Linked DNA regions of Homo sapiens: regions 1 and 3 are each linked to region 2. Evidence: chromatin loops called from intact Hi-C (ENCODE). Cell type or tissue: HCT116. All regions are shown on one strand. Region 1 has its middle 190 kb from the start of ASIC2-AS1. Region 2 overlaps MYO1D (myosin ID). Region 3 has its middle 120 kb from the start of ASIC2-AS1.

What was found. A loop is a pair of places that touch in the nucleus more often than their neighbours do. Peaks named below come from ENCODE experiments on the same cell type or tissue, not always from the same donor. Only the 100,000 strongest peaks of a DNase experiment are listed, where the experiment ranks them.
Region 1: it touches region 2 in a loop (6-fold over the local background); 14 of 110 quality-filtered maps call a loop at or near these places.
Region 3: it touches region 2 in a loop (7-fold over the local background); 3 of 110 quality-filtered maps call a loop at or near these places.

Annotation. Positions count from the first base shown.
Region 1 is chr17:33,747,569-33,755,568 of GRCh38, reverse strand. It overlaps a transcript of ASIC2 not described here. Among named protein-coding and RNA genes, the nearest start is that of ASIC2-AS1, 190 kb to the right of the region's middle. RefSeq lists enhancers at 4,150-4,687, 3,911-5,069, 4,688-5,227. In HCT116, a CTCF peak has its summit at 4,246 (motif pointing right); a DNase peak (open chromatin) is centred at 4,248.
Region 2 is chr17:32,780,079-32,788,078 of GRCh38, reverse strand. It overlaps MYO1D (myosin ID), which reads left to right. Exons shown (of 22, transcript NM_015194.3): 2 at 7,295-7,503. Among named protein-coding and RNA genes, the nearest start is that of MYO1D-DT, 93 kb to the left of the region's middle. In HCT116, a CTCF peak has its summit at 4,378 (motif pointing left); a DNase peak (open chromatin) is centred at 4,348.
Region 3 is chr17:33,670,099-33,678,098 of GRCh38, reverse strand. It overlaps a transcript of ASIC2 not described here. Among named protein-coding and RNA genes, the nearest start is that of ASIC2-AS1, 120 kb to the right of the region's middle. In HCT116, a CTCF peak has its summit at 3,294 (motif pointing right); a DNase peak (open chromatin) is centred at 3,308.

The sequences.
Region 1 (8,000 bases), 970 kb before region 2:
CCAATGATGTCCATTCAAATGTATCATTCATCTCTAAGAGCAGGTTTCTGCTTAGCATAAGCCTATGAGCTTAGTGACATCCCAAAGAGAGACTCAGAAAGATAAACCAAACCAGGAAGGAAACATCTCCAGTGAATGATGCTGTATTCGTTTCCTGTTGCTATTGTAACACATCAGGAACTGAGAGGCTTTAACACAACACAGACATAGGGTCTTATGGCTCTAGACGTCAGAAATTGGAAATGGGTTTCACTGGGCTGAAACCAAGGTAACAGCAGGGTCGTGCTCCACACAGAAGTTTTGAAGAGAATCCATTTGCTTGCCTCTTACAGCTTTTTGGTGGCTGCCAGCATTCCTTGGCTTGTGGCCACCTCACCCTGATCTCTTCTTCACATTGTCCTCTCCTTTTCTGTAGTCAAATGTCCCCCTGCCTTCCTCTGCCCTCTCATAAGGACACTTTTGATGACCTTGACCTGACCTGAATAATCCAGAATAATCCCGTCAGCTCAAAAATCTTTAACTTAATCCCATCAGCAAAGTCCTTTTTGTTATACAAGGCAACATTCTCACTGTCTATAGGGAACTGTTCTTTTTTTTTTTTTTTTTTTTTTGAGATGGAGTCTCGCTCTGTTGCCCAGGCTGGAGTGCAGTGGTGCGATCTTGGCTCACTGCAAGCTCTGCCTCCCAGGTTCACACCATTCTCCTGCCTCAGCCTCCTGAGTAGCTGGGACCACAGGTGCCCGCCACCATGCCTGGCTAACTTTTTTTGTATTTTTAGTAGAGATGGGGTTTCACCATGTTGGCCAGGATGGTCTCGATCTCCTGACCTCGTGATCTGCCCGCCTCGGCCTCCCAAAGTGCTGGGATTACAGGCGTGAGCCACCGCACCAGCCTATAGGGAACTGTTCTTTAACACATATACTAAACCCATCAACACATTTATTTGATAATTGAAGTTTGAGCATATACTCTGCCTTAGATGCTAGAGTTATGCTGAGAAGGAACAACAGCATGAATTAGATGTAGTCTTCACCTTTCAGAGTTTGCAGTTTACCCAGGGAGAGAGATGCATAAACAATTAGCTGCTCCCAGGAGCAGGAAGCCCCCAGGAGCTCAGGGGTGACCTCTGAGCTGCTGGGCCTGCTTAGAGCTAGGAGGCCTTAGGGTATGTCCATAGCTTTATCGGAGTGTCTGTGTGACATCCGGAGCCCAGATGCTGGGAACCTTCTCACAATGAATATGCATAACCCCTCTAACCAGAAGGAACGCCACCTGCCAACTCGGATGGACTCTCCACCCCTCCCCCCACCATCATCCCTGATGTTTTAGGAGCAGAATCTGAAGATGGGCTGAGAAGAGTTGATTCTCAAAGGTGAGAGAAGAGGGGAGGGACATGCAAGGGAGAGATTCAGACAACCTACCCCATAAAGAACAGGGATAGAGAGGTGGTGCAGGGAGGCTGGGGTGGAGGAAGGGAATCAGTACCCCTTCCCACCCATCTTTTTATTTTTTGTTTTTAAAATTGATTTTTAGAGCAGTTTTAGGTGCATAGAAACATGGAGCAGAAAGTATAGAGTGTTCCTATGTACGCTCTCTTCCGGCAGCTGCAGTTTCCCCTGTTATTAACAACAGGCATTAGTGTGATATATCTGTTACAATTGATGAGCCAATATTGATACATTGTTACTGTTAAAGTGACCTAAATATGGCCTGAGAAGGACTCTGTACTTCTATATTTGAGACCTCGTGGATGAACTGTAACCTAATTTAGGAGTATGCACCTGTAACAATAGCTGAGTCTTGGCCAATCCCAGTAGCCATACTTCAAACCACTCATACACCGCCAAGTGTTCAAACCGTGTTCAAATAAGGCAAAGGATGAGCTGTAACCAATCCAGTTGTTTCTGTATCTCACTTCCGATTTCCTTACGTCACTTCCCTTTTTTGTGTGTATGAATCTTCCTCCACCACACGGCTGCACTGGAGTCTCTCTGAAGCTGCTGTGATTCTAGGGGTTGCCCCATTCACGAATTGTTCATTGCTCAATTAAACTCCTTTAAATTTAATTCAGCTGAAGTTTTTCTTTTCACATTACTAACTAAAGTCCATTGTTTACATTAGGGTTCATTCTTTGTGTTATACAATTCTATGGGTTTTGACAAATGTATGATGACGTGTGTCCACTACTACAGTATCATACAGGATAGTTTCACTGGCCAAAAAGACTCCCACCCCCAAGCTTCACCCCTTCTTCCCTCCTTTTCTTCCCCCAATCCATGGCAACCACTGATTTTCTTACTGTCTCCATAGTTTTGCCTTTTCCAGAATGTCATATAGCTGGAATCATACGGTATGTAGCTTTTGTAGATGGATTTCTTTCACTTAGCAATACATATTTAGGATTCTCCATGTCTTTCTATGGCTTGACAACCAATTTCTTTATATCACTGAATAATATTCCATTGTCTGGATGTACCACAGTGTATTCATCCACCTATTAAAGGACATCTTGATTGCTTCCATTGTTTCCAGTTCTTTGGCAATTATAAATAACATTGCTATAAACATTTGTGTGCAGGTTTTTGTGTGGATGTATGTTTTTAACTTGTTTGGGGAAATACCTAGGAGCTTGATTGCTGGATTATATGGTAAGAATATGTTTGATTCCATAAGGAACTGCCAAACTTTCTTCCAAAGTGGCTGCAACATTGTGTATTCCCACCAGCAATGAATGGGAGTTGCTGTTGCTCCACCTCCTCACCAGCATCTGGTGATGTCAGTGTTTTGGATTTTAGCCATTGTCAGAGGTGTATGTGGCATCTCACTCTTGTTGTAAGTTGCAGTTCCTTAATGACATTGATGTGGAGCATCTTTTTGTATACTTATCTGCCATCTATGTAGACCCATACCATGGATATTATTCAATGATAAAAGGAAATGGTCTATCCAGTCCCCAAAAGACATGAAAGAGTCATAAATACATATATCTTTTCTTCGGTGAGATGTCTGTTAAGATCATTGGCCCATTTTTTAATTGGGTTGCTTATGTTGCTAGTATTGAATTTTAAGAGTTCTTTGTATATTTTGGATATAATTCCTTTTTCAGATATGTGCTTTGTAAATGTTTTCTTCCAGTCTGTGGCTTGTCTTTTCATTCTTCTAACCACCCCACCTTTTGACTTTTTTTTGCTAATGAAAGCGTTCAGAGTGTAGAGTATGGGAATGATTGAGGTGGAGAGAAAGGGGTTAGAAGAAGTGGTGCTAAGGTTATAAATTAGATTCATTTTAATTTCCTCTGAGAGGTATGGAGGAAAAAGTGAAACTCTTTTTTATCTTAATTTTAATATTTTTTTAAATTTCTGTTTGAAAGGGCCGACTCTCAGAGGGCCACCAGCTGAGTCTACTCTTGGAAAAATGACCCTACTCTGTGTATGTGTTCCTGGGTCAGTCTCTACCCAGACTGCAACCTTCTAGAGGGCAGGGACTTGCCTTGCTCTTCACTCCTTCCCAGTGCCTGCTCTGTCAGGTGGTGCTTAGACGACAAATGTGGGATGTTAACAGAAGGACATCTTTAACAAGAGTAAAACCAAAGTATAATCTTCCCCACCCCCACCCCACCCCTCACCCCCACCCCCGGCTTCCCTAAGCTGGGCTGAGGAAAGCTCCAAAGCCTAGCATTCCCTCCCAGCCTCCCGCTGCCTCTCAGCACACCCGGTCTGCCCCCTAAGTCTACCAGTTCTACAGGACAGTTCATTCTTTGCTGTTGCAGCTCCCCTGACCCTCCATCAGCTGGAGTAATTGTTTCTTAATTGGACTCTAAGTCATTCTATGCAGGGAGCAGGGGAAACTAGAATTAAATGAAATCGGGATCTGAATCCAAAGGAAAGAAAAAGTAAACCAAAACGTTATACAGAAGAGTTGAAAAACAGAATGGATGAAAGCGTGAGGGATGGAGACGTATCCGTGTTTATATACATTGGTATGTTAGGAAAATCAATGGATTTGGAATTCAAAATTCTAGTCGCAATAAAAAAAAAACTATGTCCTTGAAAAAATTACTGTCTCAGACCTCAAATTCAGCATCGGTAAAAAGGGAAGACTGGTCACTTAATTTCCAAAGACCTTTCTATATCTTATCTCTTCAGAAACAGCAGCAGTTTCTGTTTATTCTAGAAGGTGGCCGCATCATTTAAAAAGAAACCAAAATACTTTGTTTTTCTGACTTTCCCAGAACAATTCCTGGCAGTGCCACTAGATGGCGGAATGAGACCACATTGGTGCCGTGTCAGGGCGGCTGCAGATCTGTATGCAGCCAAGGTAGCAGCAAGCTATGAGCCGTCTCCTGCAGGCATCTGATTAATGATAGGGCTGTAATCATCTTTACACAATCCCGACTGCAGCCCAGTTGTAGCCTAGCTGTTAAATTAAACTGAACAAATAAATATGCCAGGCAACTCAGCCTCCCCACCCGTCCCTACCCTGGGTGGCTTCCAAGCTGATTAACATATCAAAACACAAACTCAACCCTCCCATCTCCCTTCATTTTCATAACAAAAGGGGCCCCCTTTCATCTCCCAGCAACCCAATCTGTATTTAAATAGCTCTGTGAAGACTGATAACATTATTACTTTATTTCCCTGAGTCTTGCCTGGGGATCTCTCCAATGTGTTTCCCCAGGAAACTGGATGGATGTGTTTTATTAGAAAGATGAATCACCCCCTTCTCCCCATCCCCAGCTGCCTTAAGCTTCTGGTTGGGTGTAAGTAGGAAGGAAAACATACAGGAAGCTTTCTCTGAAGACTCCAGAAATCACAGATCAGCCCTGCTGAGTCCCTAGCCCAATCAGACAATGCCTGATGTCTCAATGATCTTAGATCAAAACAAAACAAACAAAGCATTATAAACAGAAAAACAAACTCTGACATCCGGGTGCACTCCACATAGGGTGCAGGTCATGGGCACTGTTCGGAGTTATTAACTGTAGGGTCTTGGGCACTAAGTCCTGTTATTAAATGTAGGGCCCTCGGCACTAAGTCATCTTGGAGTTATTAACCACTGGGCCCTAGGCACTAAGTTATTTCTGGAATGTAAAGGTTCCTAGCGAGCATCTCACCCCAGGCTCCAGGGCCTCCTGAGTGCACTGAATTTATTTTGCACAATATCGTGCACATGAGCTCATCTGAGAAGAGCATCCAGTCTTCATCAGTCTACCAAACCTCAGGAACCACCGTTTCCCCCTCAGTTCCTTGCAATCTGTTCATTTAAGGATGAGGAACCAAAGTCCAGGAAAGAGGAAGGGGTTGCCCAGGGTCCTGGATAGTCTTCTGCAGAGTGGGACAAGGGCTCTCTGGGTCTTCTGACTCCACCACATCTGCTCACCCCTCACCTGACCTCCTTGAACCTCAGTTTCTCCCTCAGGGACCCTGCACACCCACACATCACAACAACATTCCCTACACCTAGCGGAGTGGCTGGCACAGAATAGATATGCAATGGACAGGAGTAGAGGAAGGAAGTGAGGAACTGCATGAAAAACTGGAAAGTGGATATTTAGATCAAAGAGGGAGGCTGGTCCCCACAGCTGGTCCCTAACTGAGGTCCCGCCTGGCAGAAGATGGCATGGGGGGAGACTCGGGCACTCCTGAGGCTCACTGGCAGCACAGCCTTGGAGTTGGCAGCATGGGACATTTCAAGGCACACAAAGCTGGGCCCCCCAATCCTGTACCTGCCAATAACCCTCTTTCTCCAATCCACACTGGCTTTGGACGGACTTAGAAATAGAACAGGCCTGAGCATGACAGAGACCAAATTGGAGAGCAGGCAGGGCTGACGGTGAAGTGGGTGTTGACTGGAGGCTGTGTCAGGCCGGGGCAAGCTGTAAGAGAGGCAGTCGTCCTCTCCTCCCATAAGTAACAGTCTGGTGGGCATGACAAGCCCACCAAGTGACAGCTCTGAGGTGTGGGAGGGAGCCATGGAGAGGGCGGTCCAGATGGGGACAGCCAGCTCAGGATCTGTGCATGAAACTGGTGCTAAGGTTGGGACCACTAAGAAGTTCCCCTTCAATAGTGAGATCCATGTGAGAGACCCCCAGGCCCACAGGAGTAGAGGAGAGGAACAGGGGCTGGACTGGTGAAAGCGCCCCTCCCACACGGTCCGAGGAGCCCCCACCTGCACTCTTAGACAGCACTCCTGTGCTCCACAGAGAGAACGCCTCGCCGCTCTCCTCCCAGTAGAGGAAGTGAGTCCTACCAAGCAAAGATGGGGTCTTGGGGTTGGGGGAGCAGCTGGAGAAGGAGAGGGGTCTTGTTTCCCTGGGGTAGGGGGAAAGGGAGGGAAAGGGTCCTGAAGCATGCATGACAGAAAGGCCTCCAGGAGGGAGAATCACACACCACCCTTCCTGCCAGAGCTCCAGAGGAAGCTGTGCTCTTGCACCCCAACCCGGTTCTCTCCTAGGTGGTGCTGCTTCACCTTCCTGCTCCCCTGCCCAGGAGGGAAAGGAAGAAAGGAGAGCAGGAGCCAGCTTGCTCTCCTCTCACCTCTGGAGGGGCAGCCAAGTGTTCTTAGGCTGTGCCGAGGGCCCCCTGAGCCCAGGGCCATGCTGCAGACACGTGTCCTGTGTTCCCCTTGAAAAGAAGGCTGGGGAGATGTTTCCGTGGACTGTTGTCCCATGGGACTTCAGTTCCTTCCCATTTGAGCTCCTGCGTGGCTCTCGCATGCATGCGTTCCACAGATAATAATTAAAAGTCTATTGTGTACAGAGTATTACACTAATCACTTAAGAGGCACACGAAGGAAGAAAGGACATTATGAAGCCTTATATATTTATCATCCTGGAGTTCTAGAGCCGTAAGGCAGCTCAGAGATCATGAGGGCAGCTTCTATTCTCATGTGGCCCAGAAGGTGGGAGGTGGAAGGAATCCCCAGGCCACCACCGTGCCATCTCATTTTGTAGACAGGGAGGCAGAGACCAGGAGGGGCAGTATCCTGCCACTTCCACCCTACCCATGATGAGTTAGTGAATTGGGGTCTGGGTTTCTGTTTTTTCTTTCCTATCAGGAAGCCCTGCTTTTAAATAATGCACCATTATTTCTCAGGACTTCTTTCTCCCGAATGCCCTGTGAGGAAGGACTGTACTGTGTCTCCTCTTGCAGAGGCTAAATCTGAGGCCAAAGGAGTTTCCATAAACTGCTCTGGATGCAGGCCAAGCCCCTGCACTGAAGGATGGAAGAGGTGAAAGGACCAGAGTTTGGGGTTCAAGATTCCACATCTCCAGACCTGGGAGGTGGCAGTTTGCATGGGAGAAGCCCAAGAGTGCTCAGGGAAAGCTGCAAGGAATCAGGGAAGCAGGCACCAGGAGGCGGGTGCTTAAGGAGGCAGGTGGCTAGGAGGGCAAGAGATGAGAGGAACTGCCCAGAGAGTGTGGCCGGCAGAAGGGTGGGCTTTGCAGTTAGATTGAGTGGGCTCAAAGCTCAACTCTGTTACATTCAAGGCGTGCGCTCTCTAGCAAGTCGCTTAACCTTCGCAAGCCTTGACTTCCTCATCTCTGAAATGGAAATGATACTGGTACCTTCCACTTGAGGTTGTTGAGGGCCACCTGAGAATGCAGAATGTCTAGCTCATGTTACACACTGAATTAGCACTGGCTTCTTTCACTAAAACTAAAGTGACTTGAAGATGCGGGGATGATGTCAGGGGATGGAGTTGAGGTGAGGCCCGCCTGTCAGAGGCAGGCATCAGAGACCAGAGGGGAGTGTCCTGAGGACCCTGCAGACCTGGGGAAGAAGGGGAGGGAGGTTTAGTCCAGGCTTTGCCTCTGTCTTGGCCTGTAGCCTTGGAGAAGTCACTCCCTCTCTGGACTTGCAAATCTCACATTCTGTGGAGTCCATAGGGAGAAAAATGGAAGTTGGGGAGAATCTGAGGGAGAGGTGGCATGACCTGACAGCAGCAGTGGGAAGCAAGAGTAGCATGATCTTCATCTCAACTGGAGGTAAAAGAAGCAA
Region 2 (8,000 bases):
AAACAGACACACACACACACACACGTTTATAGCAGTACAATTTGCAATTGCAAAAATATGAAACCAACCTAAATGCCCATGAACCAATGAGTGGATAAAGAAAATGTGGTATAGATACACCATGGAATACTACTCGGCCATAAAAAGGAACAAAATAATGTCTTTTGTAACAACTTGAATGGAGCTGGAGGCCATTATTCTAAGTGAAGTAACTCAGGAATGGAAAGCCAAATATCATATGTTCTCATTTGTAAGTGGGAGCTAAGCTATGAGGATGCAAAGGCACAAGAATGATATAATGGACTTCGGGAACTTGAGGGGAAAGGGAGGGAGGTGGGCGAGGAATAAAAGACCACATACCAGGCCTGGCACCGTGGCTCACGCCTGTAATTCCAGCACTTTGGGAGGCTGAGGCTGGCAGATCACGAGGTCAAGATATTGAGACCATCCTGGCCAACATAGTGAAACCCTGTCTCTACTAAAAATATAAAAATTAGCCAGGCGTGGTGGTGGGCGCCTGTAGTCCCAGCTACTTGGGAGGTTGAGGCAGGAGAATCGCTTGAACCCAGGAGGTGGAGGTTGCAGTGAGCCAAGATCATGCCACTGCACTCCAGCCTGGGCGACAAAGTGAGACTCCGTCTCAAAAAAAAAAAAAAGAGTACATACCTGGTACGGTGTACACTGCTGCTTGGGTGACAAGTGTACCAAAATCTTGGAAATCACCCCTAAAGAACTTACCCATGTAAACAAAACCCACCTGTTCCACAAAAACTATTGAGGTAAAAAAAATTTAAGATTTTACATATAAATGAGATAATACAAAAAATTATTTTGCTTACTTTTCTCCACCTTTTCTTCCTGTCTCCTTCTATTTTCAGCAGTGTCCATTCTCTTTATGTCTTTTAATATGACCTTTATTACTGTGGATTTTTTTTCTCTCTTCTGGTTTTTTTCTTGAGCTCTTCTAGCTTTTTATCTCTTGAAAAAATGATTTTAAACACAATTTCTCCTTTTAAATGATGCCTTCTTTGATATCTTATTTTAGAGAGCTACATTTTTTTTTGTATTCTTTGCTTTCATACAGAATGTTCTTTCATAATTTTTCTACTTTGTGGTTTTCTTTGGGGGAGTGGGGTATTCTTGGTCTGCCTTTTGCCTGTCAGATGTTTTACCCACTACCTACTTTTTTTTTCTTTTCTTCTGACATCTTATCATGTGCCCCATTCTGGTTCACTTCAACTGACCGTCTTTTTTCTTTTTTGACGGAGTTTTGCTCTTTCACCCAGGCTGGAGTGAAGTGGCGCGATCTCAGCTCACTGCAACCTCTGCCCCCTGGGTTCAAGAGATTCTCCTGCCTCAGCCTCCCAAGTAGTTGGGATTACAGGTATGCGCCACCACTCCCAGCTAATTTTTGTATTTTTAGTAGAGCCGGCGTTTCGCCATGTTGGCCAGGCTGGTCTCAAACTCCTGACCTCAGGTGATCCACTCACCTCAGCCTCCCAAAATGCTAGGGTTCCAGGCGTGAGCCAGTGCGCCCGGCCTAATGATTGTCATCTTTGAGTAGGTATGGTTCATTCTGGGTTGAAAGATAAAATGCACTGAGTTTGGTGGTCTGCTGCTCATTCCCTGTCTCACCAACTGTCTGCCCTGAAATGGCAAGAAGATTGCCTAACTAGAAAGCAAGTTCCCTATGTATGTCTGAGACTTCTGGGAGGTGATTTAGCATTGCCTCTTTTCATTTATCAAGATCATCTGCTGCAGAGCCACTGCACTTTTTCTCTTTTGCCTCACCACTATGACAGCCTGTTTTTTTTTAAAAAAAGGAATTTCTAGTTACTTCTTCATTTAACCTCACCTTACATATACTTAGAAGTGTCAAATGGGACTTATTTTGTTCCAAAGCCACCTGCATACTGAGACCCTGACATTCTTAGCAAGACTTTTGGTTTGGCTACTCAGGAACTGCAACCTACTTCTGGAGAACTCTACTCCAGTGCCGGAGATTTGGAGAGGCATATATTCAGTCTTAGCAACCTGCCTCAACTAGGTCTAGTTTTCATAGCTTTTCACAATCTTTCTTCCTAGATTGTGGTTCAGAGTTGTGGCTAGTTTTTTGTTTCATTGTAGGCGATGTCTTTTTCTGTTTTTGTTATTCTTGTTGATTTTCTGAGGGTAGAAAGGGGGCCAAGATATCATTACTTTATCCTCCTTAAATGGAAGACCCTTGAATGGTATTTGAAGTGATACTAGACTCAACCCTAGAGAACTGGAATATTTAGAGATCAGCAGAAAAAGAGGAGTCAGCAAAGGAGACTGAGAAGGAAAACCAGAGAAGCAGAAGGAAAATGAAGAGAACGTGGCTCAAAGAAGCCAATAGAAGAGTGTGTTGAGGAAATGGGAGTCAGTGTCAAATACTGAGAAATTAAGTAAGATGAGCATAGAAAACCAACCAGTGAATTTAGCAGTTTGGGAAGTTTGGTCAAGGTTTATTGAAGTGCAGGAGTGGAACCTAAATTGGAGTTGTCTAAGGAGATAGTGAAAGGCCAAAAAAAATGGCATGGGTAGATGGACACCTCTCCTGAGAAATAGGAACGTTCATGGTAACTTAAGATTCCATTTAAATTCAAAAAGGAAGGAAGACAGGCCAAATCAGTGTGATTAAGCAACACCTATTCAGAAAGTGTACGTTCCTCCTCAAGTAAATGAATAATACTTACGAATAAGGTTTTGTTAATACCATACCTAGTAGACCATTCACAGAGAATTTTCTTCCTGATTATAATTGGTTCCATATATTTCAAGAAGTCAACCAAGGATAACACTGAATTCTGTTAGTGGGTGAATCTAACTTAGACGCTTCAGGAGTACATTTGAGATATGGTCATCTGAAATAAATTCCTTTTTCTCTTCTGCCTAACTCAAATATATTTTTGTCCCTTATGTTCAGTAGGTTTTAAGATTCTGTCCAGTTTCCCCGTGAAACAACTCCAATTTTCCTTTCCTCATTTCTCCTACCATTCCCCCCACTGAGCACCTTATTGATGTCTTTAACTAGAAAAGTCTTCACTGATTCCTTGTTTCCAGTCACATCAAATGTAAACTCCCTCAAATGTAAACTCCCTAAGCCTGGTTTTCATATCATATCAAATCTGACCCCCATGTACATTTCCAACTGTTCCCCAGCATTCCTTAACACAGCCTTCTACTCTGACTGGGCCAACCACCTTCCGGTTCTCCATACCCCACCCCTCCCCACAGTATCTTCCTTTTCTGTGGGGTTGTGCATGTAGTCTGCCTGTGACTGATCTGAAGGAGCCCCTCTCATCTTGACTTCCTACTATAGATTGTCCTATATATAAGTGACACATGCAAATTAACAAGGCTACTTTAAAAAAAAGGTTTCAGAATTCCTTTACAGTGAACTATTGTTTGCCAATGTCATTATTATACCTTTATATTTTATCCATTACTACTCACTAATTCAGAACTTTTTAGAACCTCTTTGTTTCACTTAAAAGCCAGTGAAAATATATGTCCCTTTTAATAAATATTTTTAAACTTACTAGTTTAAAAAATCAATTGCTATTAATTTATGTTAACCATTTAGGAAGTTCTAAAAAGGAAAAAAAAAAGGTAACAGAGCAAAGACCATAAAACTGACGTTGGAGGTAGAGTATTAAGAGTGACTCCATAGAGGACCTAGTGCTTAGACTTTTGGAGAAGGAGAGGGAATCTGGCAAGCACATGGGGAAGAAGGAACCAGGAAAAGGTGTGAGGCAGAATGAACTCCATGGGCAAAACCATGAAGACATGGCGCTCTTGGGAACTGTAATTAGCTCATTAATGAGAACAAGAGCAACAGAGACAGAGAGAAGTGGTAGGGGAGGTTTTGGTGGGTGGAAGTGTTGTTGGTAGATGGAAGTCAACAGAAACCCGGAGGCCAGACCCTGTATGCTCTTACTCTTAGTGTTCCTCACTGAAGGTGGTTTATTGGGATAATCTTTGTCACTACAGTACATGCTTTTATTACCTTACCTATCATACTATATTGTTGTTATTTATGTACAATGCTTTCCTGTTCTCCACTCCTTTTTTAATTCCCAGGGTTTGACCCGGTATCTGGCACAAAGTAGATACTGAATAATTATAAAAGTTTGTCATGAAAGGTTTGCACACAGAAGTCATAGGAACACCTTCCTTGGTCTCTTGTAAGAGATGATAACATCCTATTTGTCATCTAGGATAATTAGTAGTTCTTCCTGGAGGCAAACAGAGTAAGCGACTATATTACTTTAGTGCTTACTTACTACCCTATGGCTTTCCAATGCAAACTGAAATTTGAGTTGCTGTTAAGGTGTATATTGGCACCACCTAGTGGTGATTTTTAAGACCCAACCAAATTGAAAGTTTTGTATTTGATAACCAAACTTAGAATTTCAAGTAAAATGAGCTTCTAACGTTTTGTGAATTGCTGAAGCATTGTATTTAATATCATATTCTGTTAATATTTGCCACTATCTTTGAGTTAATAGTTATGCATTCAATTATTTTCTTAAGACATGAGATCTTGCTGTGTTGTCCAGGCTGGACCCAAACTCCTGGGCTCAAGTGATCCTTCTGCCTCAGCATCTCAAATAGCTGGGTCTGCAAGCATGTGCCACTGTGCCAAGCCATTTAATTATTTTATACATGGTGCCTATAGGTTAATAGAAAATATTTTATTTGTAATAAAATATTATTTTAGAGCATAATGGTCTATTAGTGGCTCTAAAAATTATCCAGTGAAAAAGAAGGTACATCATTGGACCAACATGGAATCTTAAAATAGTCTAATCTCATACATAATTTGCTGTGACTCTTAGTTGCAGAGTTCCCGGCTCATGAGACATTCTTCTGCTGCTTTTCTTCATTTTTTTTTTTTGTTTGGACAGTGCTTATTCAAAACTAAACAATCGTGCCCTTTTGATTCTTTTCCTTGGAGATACTTGAGCATGTACTGCAAATTTGCAGGTTAAGCCAGAAAAACTTGCGTAGTGAATCTTAGCTTATTTTCGCGAGTCTTTGAACAGTTGTTATATAGATATTTTGCTTGTGACTTGTAGTTGACTGACAGCTGAGTCAGGGAATTGGATTTTTTTTTTTTTAAGATGGAGTCTCACTCTGCTGCCCAGGCTGCAGTGCAGTGGTGCGATCTTGCCTCACTGCAACCTCCGCCTCCCAGGTTCAACCGATCCTCCCGCCTCAGCCTCCCAAGTAGCTAGGATTATAAGTGTGCACCACCACGCCGAGCTAATTTTGTATTTTTGGTAGAGATGGAGTTTCACTATGTTGCCCAGGCTGGTCTCAAACTCCTGGTCTCAAGTAATCCACCTGCCTTGGCCTCCCAGAGTGCTGGGATTATAGGCAAGAGCCACTGCGTCTGGCCAGAGAATTGGATTATGATAATTGAATTCATTCATTCCTCATGTGTAAGGATTGTTGTGATTTCAGTAGCAATGTTTATAAAACAAAAATGTTATTTAAAAATCTCCCTTATGCATAACATAATCAGAAGCATACTATTAATGATCTTTTTTAAAAAGTACTTATTCAATGTCCGAGGGTAGAGGGGTATAATTATGACCATTTTACAGATGAATAAGCTGAAACACATGGAGGTTAAGTAGCTTTCACAAGGTATCACTGCTATTGAGTTTGCAATGTGAGCATTCAAACCCAGATGTAAAGGACTCGAAATCAGTGCTTTTAGCTGCCATGTAAACTTCCTAACAACTGAGAGGATACATAGAAAACCCATAGTAGAAAAATGCACTGAAAACCTTGAAGTAGTTAATAACTGTTAAAATACTCTAAATACTTGATAAAAATCTTGGTTTGAATTTATTGTTGAAATTATCAACATCTGTTTGTTTCCATTCCTAATTATAGCCAACAGCCTTCATTCCAGCTTAAAGGAAATTTAAGGTTCTTGCTTTTTGGTCCCAAATGCTTAGTTATTTCTCCTGCTCCACCAGCCATGAAGCAAGCGTGCTTAGAGACATGCTGTCTGTGAACCAGCATTTTGCCTGTCAGGGCACACCCTTTGTTCAGTTCTTGGACGTGAGAGAGATGTCTACCAGTATCTCTCAGCTGGTAGAGCATGTTGGTGGTAACCACTTGTTATGTGGAAACATCTAAGCTCTGGGCCACATATGTTTCTATGTGTGGATTACTGTGTAAAAACAGTGGACATATATGGGTTTTCTGAATTTTATATTTAAAAATTTTCTTAAATAGACACATAAAGTTGCACAATTGCAGTCATAGCATACCTACTCAAGCTTTGTATTTTTTTTTTTTTTTTTGTCCTGTGGCCTCTTCTCACCTGCCCATGTGGCCTTCCTCTTTATTTCTCTCCTTCCACATAACCCTACTGTGTGTATAAAATGATGCATAAAATATAACATGTATTTGTCTATATTTTTTCACACTTATGTACTCATTTATAAAATATATCTGTGTACAGATACAAATACGTATGATTAGATTTTTAACCCTATTTTATGGGGAAAAGGTAGAATCATATTATATATACTTTAAAAATACACATGCCTTTCAACCAGCTGTCCCATTCCTGAGAATCTATACCACAGAAGTAAAAGCACCAATCTGTAAGATTATGTATCAAGAGTGTTTTCTGCAGTATTGTTCATAGAAAGCAGGAAGGAACAGGAATCGTTGAATATATAATGATATATCGACACCATGGAACTTTAGGCAGTCATAAAAAAATAAGTTTGATTTAGAGCAGAAGTGTCTCCTCCACCATTCTCTCTGTTATGGATTTTACTGTTTATATTAATTTACTAACATTTTAGTGAGGTTCAAGAGGGAGAAAAAAATAAATGTATATGACAGTCCTCTTTAAAATTGAAAATCTGACTAAGTGGATTTCAAGATCTACTTTAACTTCTATTTCTTTTCCTCCTAGAGCTCTGAGATTGTCTTCAACTCTTTTTAGCTTTTTCATCTTCTTACCCTTCTGTATTTTGGAAACAGGAAATCCCAGCCTCCAACAAGTTAAATTCTTCCTTCTTGCCTGGCTTTTAACCCCTACTGGTCTTTTCTACCAATGGCATCTGAAGGGGCACAGCCTCAAACATTCTCTACAAGTTAACTCAGAGCCAATGAAACGTCAGTTCAGAAATCATTCCTAGGATATTTGGACTTCCTTGGAAATAAGAGACTCACAGGACAGATACATCATTTCTCTGTAACCACAGCTACGTCTTCCTTTTCTTTTGCTTCTGTACAGATTTGAAAAAGGGCGCATCTATACGTTCATTGGAGAAGTCGTCGTTTCTGTGAACCCTTACAAGTTGTTGAACATCTATGGAAGAGACACAATTGAGCAGTATAAAGGCCGTGAGCTGTATGAGAGACCGCCTCACCTTTTTGCTATTGCGGATGCTGCTTACAAGGCTATGAAGAGGCGATCAAAAGACACTTGTATTGTGATATCAGGTAATTGGAGGGGATCCCCTGTATTTCCAAAGTCACAATGTGTTTAATTTGTTTGATACTCAAGAATCCAAACAATTGATTAAATATTTTTTTAAAGGTAGAAGCCTGAGCAATTCTATAGGAGAGAGAAAAGTGATGAACGTTAAATACCAAATTATTTATATCATTTCTGATCATCCTCTAATCTTGGTTCATTTATGAATACATATTACACTTGGATGACTTCTGGCCAATTTGTTAGATTGAGCTGACATGGAAAATGTTTCCATCTCAAACACATAAAAGTCTGGATAAAATGTAACAAAATTATTTTAAATAGCAAAATGAAACCAACGAAAATGAAATATTGAGGTGTGAAAAGGAAGAATCAACTCAAAATCAGACTGGTGCTTGGGAACTAGTGTTGAGGGACCTACTGAGGCGTGGGGGCCAAAAATAAGCTTTCAGAGCTGAGGGGCTGAGTTATTGAAGCCCAACAAGGGGGGAGATAGGCACGA
Region 3 (8,000 bases), 890 kb before region 2:
CTACTGACTGATCAGGATGGGGACTGTTGAAGGCTGGGGGACTGTGGCAATTTTTAAAAATAAAACAATGAAGTTTGCCATGTAGACTGACCCTTCCTTTAACAAAGGATTTAACAGGTAGCATGCAATTCTGTTCGGTAGCATTTTACCCACAGTTTACCCACGCCTTCAAAACTGGAGTCAATCTTCTCAAACCCTGCTGCTGCTTTATCAACTAAGTTTATGTAATATGCTCAATCCTTTGTTACGTCAATAGTATTCACAGTATCTTCACCAGGAGTAGATTCCATCTCAAGAAACCACTTTCTTTGCTCACCCATAAAAAACAACTCTTACTTCGAACTTCATCTGTTCCAGTTTTTTCATGAGATTGAAGCAATTCAGTCACATCTTCAGGCTCCACTTCTTAGTCCTCTTGTCACTTCCACCCCATCTGCAGTGACTTCCTCCCCTGAAGCCTTGAACTCCTCAAAGCCATCCGTGAGAGTTGTAATCATCTCTTTCAAACTCCCACTAAAGTTAATATGTTGATCTTCTCCCATCAGTCACAAATGTTCTTAATGGCATCTAGAATGGTGAATCCTTTCCAGAAGGTTCTGAATTCACTTTGCCCGGATTCATCAGGGGAATTACTATCTATGGCAGCTATAGCTTTATAAAATATATTTCTTGAATAATAAGACTTAAAGGTCAAAATTACTTCTTGATCCATGGGCGCAGAATAGATGTTCTTAAGGGTCCCAGGATTTTCAAAATGGTGAATGAGCATTGGCTTCAACTTAAGTCACCTCCTACGCTGGCCTCTAACAAAAGAGTTACCCTGTTCTTTGAAGCTTTGAAGCCAGACATTGACTTCTCTCTAGCTATGAAAGTCCTAGAGGGCATCTTCTTCCAATATAAGGCTGTTTTGTCTACACTGAAAATATTGTTTAGTGTAGCCACCTATATTAGGCTGTTCTTGCATTGCTACCAAGAAATACCTGAGACTGGGTAAATTATAAGTAAAAGAGGTTAAATTGGTTCATGATTCTAGTGGCTATACAGGCATGGCACCAGCATGCCACTCACAGTGGAAGGGGAAGCAGGAGCGGGTACTTCACATGGCAAAAGAAGGTGCAAGCGAGGCAGTGGCATGGGGGGCACAAACTTAACCAGATCTCAGGAGAACTCACTCACTATCAGGAGGACAGCACCAAACCATAAGGGATCCACCTCCATGACCCAGACACCTTCCACCTCCACCAGGCCCCACCCCCAACAATGGGAGGGACAACTCAACGTGGGATTTGGTGGAGACATGTATTCAAGCTATATCACCACCTTCATCAATTATCTTAGCTAGATTTTCTCGATAACTTGCTGCAGCTTCTACATCAGCACTTGCTGCTTCACCTTGCACTTTTATGTTGTGGAGATGGCTTCTTTCTTTAAACCTCATGAACCAGCCTCTCTCTGCTAGCTTCAAACTACTTCTGCAGCTTCCTCACCTCTCTCATCCTTTATAGAATTGAAGTGGGTTAGAGCCTTGCTCTGGATTAGGCTTTGGTTTAAGAGAATGTTGGGCATGTTTGATCTTCTATCCAGACCACTGAAACGTTCTCTATATCAGCAAGAAGGCTTTCACTTTCTTCTTATTCCTGTGTTCACAAGTAGCACCTTTAATTTCCTTCAAGAACTTTTCCTTTGCATTCACAATTTGGCTATTTAGTGAAAGAGGCGTAGCTTTAGGCCAGTCTCAGCTTTCTACATGCCTTTCTCACTAAGCATAATCATTTCTAGCTTTTGATTTAAAGTGAGAGATGTGTGACTCCTTCTTTCACTTGACTACTTAGAGGCCATTGTAGGGTTATTAATTGGCCTAATTTTAATATTGTTGTGTCTCAGGGAAACAATTTCCCAAAGAAAGGGAAAGAGATGAAGCAGTCAGAACACACACAGCAATCATCAATTAAATTTGTTGTTTTATATGGATGTGGCTCATGGTGCCCCAAAACAACTACAATAGTAACATTAAATATCACTTATCATAGATCGTCATATCAGACACAGTAATAATAAGAAAGTTTGAAATATTGCAAGAATTACAAAAATGTGACATCATAGAGACAGCTGTTGGAAAAATGACATCTATAGTCTTGCTTGACGCTGGATTGCCACAAATTTTCAATTTGTAAAAAATGCATTATCTGCAAAGTACAGTAAAGCAAAGTGCAATAAAATGAGGCTAAATCAGGTGCACTGGCTTACACCTGTAATCCCAGCACTTTGGGAGGCCGAGGTGGGTGGATCACTTGAGCCCAGGAGTTTGAAACCAGTCTGGGCAACATGGTGAAACCCTGTCTCTACGAAAAATACAAAAATTAGCCCGGTGTGGTAGTACACGTCTGTAGTCCCAGCTACTCAAGAGGCTGAGGTGGGAGGATGGCTTGAGCCTGGGAGGCAGAGGTTGCAGTGAGCCTTGATTGCACCACTGCACTCCAGCCTGGGTGACCCAGAGACCCTGTATCAATTTTTTTTTAATTTAAAAAAGAATAAAATGAGATGTACCTATAAACCCAAGCAAGCAAATGTGGGAGGCCGTGAAGCTCATCTGTGTCCCCCAAGGCAAGAACCCCAGGTTGCAGGCTTTTTCAAAGACTTCCAAACTCTGCTTAAGCTCATGATTCCTTGGAACAAACAGGTGTGGAGCTGATCACGGGGCCCGTGCAGAGCCCAAGGCCAGAGATACCCCTTGGGAATTCCTGATGCCAGAGTAGACAGGACATCCTGGTACCTCTCACATTCCTACAACACACTGCAGCCACCCTGAGCCTATGCCCAAATCCAGCTGGAGGAGCAATGTGTCAGACAAGAGGAAGATTTCAGGTAGATGGAGCATGACAGGTGAAAAGAGAATAAAGAAGATGAGTCACTAAAGGGTTAAAGGGAAATAACGATGATAACATTAATTGATATTGAGTGGTAACTTGCTATGTGCCTGGTACTGGTCTAAGCACTTTACAAGAATTAGGTCATTAATCTCCACAACACCAGAAGGCGGACGCTTTTATTTGTGTAACTATTGTGTCCAAATCTTGCAAAGTGCCCACCTTTGTTTATCTGATTCGGTTTCCCCCAAATCCCCAAGTAGTTTTCATTGATGAGATTGTCATTCTCATTTTTAAGACAAAGAAACAAGAGGCTCAGAAAAGTGAAATGAGTTACCCAAGGTCACGTGATTCCTCAATTTCTGGGCTCAGACCACAAATGCAGGGCCTAAGACAGACTTCTGAGCTCTTTGTGCTACACTACATTCGGCCGGCAGAGAGCAGAAGAGAGCAACATTGCTTCTTTTTCAGGCCAGCCAGGGACAGCACTAGAGCCCTGGATATCACAGAACGAGCGGCATGGATTTGTTTATTCACCCATTAAAAAATTATTTATTCCATAACTTACAAGTTGTTCGAACTTGGACAGGTCACTTCATCTCTCTGAATTTAGTTCCCATATCTATAAAGTGAAGAAAATAGTATTTTGTTCATAGGGACACAAGACTTAAATGACACACACATAAAAAATATTTAGCCATGTCTGACACAGAGCAAGTGCTAAGAATAGTAGCTTCTACTATTGCCATTATTCATTGATTTGCACAGTATTTCAGTTATTCCTTCAATCATTCACCAAACATTTTTTCATTTAGTATCTGTCATGTAAACAAACAACAAAAATTGTCCTAGGGCCAAGGGAATGAATGAGGGTGAGTTTCAAAGGTAACTCAGATATGTTTTCTGGAAGAAGGGAGAAAAATCATTGCAAAGGAACTGTAATACGCTGGGAAAGAGGAGGGGACTCCCCACTGTCGGGAGAAATGAAGGGCACCTTCTTGGAGCACGGAGCTTCTGAAAATATCTTGCTAAAGACACGGGCCAGGCTCGGTGGCTCACGCCTGTAATCCCAGCACTTTGGGAGGCCGAGGTGGGCGGATCACGAAGTCGAGAGATCAAGACCAGCCTGGCCAACATGGTGAAACCCCGTCTCTACTAAAATACAAAAAAATTAGCTGGGCTTGGTGGCATGTGCCTATAGCCCCAGCTACTCAGGAGGCTGAGGCAGGGAAATCGCTTGAACCCAGGAGACGGAGCTTGCACTGAGCCGAGATGGCACCATTGCACTCCAGCCTGGCAACAGAGTGAGACTCCGTCTCCAAAAAAAAAAAAAAGACACGGATGCACAGACCTTAGCTCAGACCTACAGAATCCCCAGCTCAAAGGACAGGTCTCACTTGCCCACATCTTTACAAAGCTTCACGAATGATTCTGACAGTAAGGTAGGTTCAGGGAGCCACTTCTTTGGATATTGAAGTATGCATAGGATTTAATCCCCTGAAGATGAGAGCTGCCAGGACCCATGTTTCTCCCCGAGAGAGTTTTGCTATCGCTGTGGGTGCAGGGGACTGGGCGAGGATCTCAGAAGCCATAAAATGAAAGGGACACAGAGGACATGTCCTTCATCCCCAGTGTAGGAATCCTCTCCTGCTCCCTGGTGATATGTGGTCCTGGAGCCTTTGCCTGAACATCACTCCTCCTTTTGAGCCTCAGTTTCCCCATCTTTAAAAAAGGGTTTGCATCAGATGATTCTTCAGATGCCTTTCAGCTCTGATATTATATGACTTTGATGCAGACATCACTGCTCTGGAAGGCAGCCTGTTAGATAAAACAGTGTGTGCTTCAAGAGAAATCTGCTCCATGTCTGCTATAGCTTCTTCTCACCCAAAGAGAAAGCCCAAGCCCTTTGCCCTGGCACCTGGGCTTCTCTTGGAGGCAGCCCTTGCCTCCTCTGCCCTCCTCATCCCCTTTATGCCTCAGTTAAAATGAAATGGTCTCCTCACTCTTCCCTGAGGCCTGTTGTCATCCCATCCTCAGTTTCTCTCCCTTCAACCTTCACCGCCTCCTGCACTCCCCTGCACCTGCACCTGAGCCTGTCAAACCCTACAGGGCTTTGTAATGCTGCCGCCTCTATGAGGTCACCCCTGATTTCTCTCAAACGGAGTAACTTCTCTTCTTTATGTCCCCCATCCCAAGCTTTACACCATTATCACTGTCATTACTTCCTGCTAACAACTTGCTACATGCTGGGCGTTATGTAACATATGTGGCATGCTTTATTTTATTGACCCATTTCACAAACCTATGATATTGATATTATGGCTATTTCCACTTTATAGATAGAGAAAGTGAGCTCTGGGGTGGTTGAGTGACTTGTCCACAGAGGCTCTGCCGTATGTTCCAGTCATTTCTGCAGGCGTCTCATCTCAACGCCAGACTGGAGATTCCTGGTAGTCCTAAATGCTGCCAGTTGAATCTCTCAGGTCCTATAAGGAGAACTTGAATACAGGTTGTATTAAAAGATGTAGCAGTTCCTAGGAAGATAACATCAGCAGGCTGGGGTGGAAAGTCAAAGCTATCTCTTGGGACACTTAAAAATTGGAAGAATCATTAAGAAACAAAATATTAGGGCCAAGTCCATCCTAATCCAAGCGAGTGAAATCCGACCATGCCCATCTTTAGCCACAGCAGGCTAAGAAAAATGCCCCTATCAAAGGCACTGGGTTCAGACCCAAGCCTTGCAAAAAATCTCAGACATGTTTGGGTGATGTATTTTTTTTTAAGTGAAGACTTTTTTTTTTTTTAAGCAAGGAGTGTAAAATAAAATAACAGCCACAACACAAGTGAAATGCAACTTTTATTTCAGCTCTTGTGTGTGGTAGGAAAGGTAGGTATGGGAGGGGGTGGGTAATAGCATAGAAGAACCTCCTTTTACAAGGTCTGTAGTAGAGCAGCCACATGTCTCCTTCCTTCCTGCACAGTTGCTTTTTAAATTTAAGAAGTTGCTCAAATGGGAAAAGCTGTCTGTCTGTAATTGTCCCAGTGGCAGCCAGCATTAATGGAGTGTGTGAAACTGGCCTTTTGGGACAAGGTATAAGAAAAATGACTGCCAAGGGTTAAGAACCGGGAGGTTTATTTTTCATTTGTGCAGAGATGGATCCCAGAGACTTCTTTTATTCTGGAAATTTTTTTTCTTGGCTTTTCAAACCTCCAAATGAATAGGGGGGGAAAAGTGAACTGATGTGATTCCAATTTGCAAGAAGAGTGCAATTTCAATTGATTTAAAGTGGGGAGCAACACAGGTAATGATCACAGAAAGTGGCTGGAATTAGTCACTAAACAAGGTTCAAGGTTCCAAGCCTGACTTCTGTTTCATTAGCGTTAAAGAATGAGAATAAAAAGATAGATGGTTCCATTTATCAGGTTCCTAATAAAAGCATGAAGCGGTGCATCTCGCGACTCAGGACCCAGACCAGGCCATAGAGACACTGACATCTAATCTGGACTTTACCCCCCAGCAATGTGATTTGACTCATAAAGATGTACTTACTAATTGTAGCCTTCCCAAGACCTTTGGACCCTCCCAAGTGGATGTCCACGCAGGCTGAGAAACCTGGATCTTTGTGTCTTAATCATATGAGGTCTGACTAAAAGTTGCCCTAGGAGAACACTAAATAGTCCACTTCTCCCTCCTTCCTTGTCTTTCCCATATCCCATCCCATTCTGGCTGTCAGTCATAGAGAACTGCTTTCACTAATTCAATGTCTAGTGAACAGTTCACCAACCAGTGGGAACGCTATCATGGTTGTGGGGCAGAGCTAATAAGATGAAGTGTTTGGAAGTATCACAGGCACGTAGTCAACCCTCAATGTGTGTTAGTCTTTATTATTGAAGGAGTTTTTTTCTGATTATTACCCAGAGGATTTTAAATGCTATGCTGGGTGTGCGTGTGTACATGTGTGCACATGCATGTGTTTGTGTGTTGGAGGGGGAGCAATTAGCACAGAATGCCATGTGAGACGAAGAAAGGAGGTCAAGGCAGGCTTGGGATGTGAGCAAATGGGACATCCACTTGAAAGAGTAAGTCTCTGAGTTTCTATCCTAAAGAGCAAGTTGTATCATGGAGTAATTGATAAAGGAGCTGCAGATATAGATAAGAGGTAAAGCCAGACGGGTCTCATGCAGCACTCCCATGGAATCTGAATTTTTGTCCCATGGGTTCTTAAACTTTTCATCTCTTAAAAGCATAGATGAAGGAACAGGAAATCTGACAGCTCCAGAGGCAAAGCCCAAAAAAAGCATTTTCCAGGCTTAACACTTTGAGGGAGTCTCATATTTTATCTTTAAAACTTAAGCTAAGTTTGTGTACTACTCTTTTACATATACCAATGTGAAAATAAAATTGATAAACTCTAGGACTGGTGCACATTTACCTGGGGGTTGTCCTGCCATACCATCCTGGAGCCTGTGTACCCAGTCTGAGAAACACCATTGTTGTTGATGGATGGAAACTTGCAGAAGTATTTTGAAAAGCAGAGAAGTGTGCTCACGTTTCCATTTCAGAAAGATGAGGTTGATGGATTAGAGGGGGCATCAGGGGGCTGGAGATCTAGTCCAAGAGTAGCTCCAGTAGTTCATTGCCTGATCAAAGGAGGTATCCAGGGATGGAGCTCAGAATGGCATTGCCTGCTGCTAGTTCCCCTGTTCCAGGAAGCCTTCGTCACCGTTGAGATGGGTAGCCATGTTTCATTTTTGTTTGTTTGTTTTTGTAGTTGCTTGCAATTCTCACTTTTTCTCTTCATTTAAAATGGTGATTCCTTATTTTAAACATTCTTGGTCCTGAAGATTCAGCATTCCTATTTAACATAACTGGCTCAGGCTTGAGTATTTTCTCTGCATTAGAAGACACCTTAGCAGGCCTCTAGCAGCATGGCTGGTGGGTAGTTCAACAGCACCCATTTGACGGTGCAGTGGAGGAGGTGCAGTCATCCAGAATTCCTGGGAGGCCTCCTATGCAGTACAGAACATTTGCAGGGTGCCCCATGGTTTTCAATCTCTGCTGGACATGGCTGATATGACCACTGCCCAAGGCTGCCAGTCTCTGTTTTGGTCAAGTTTGGGCTCTGTGCTCTG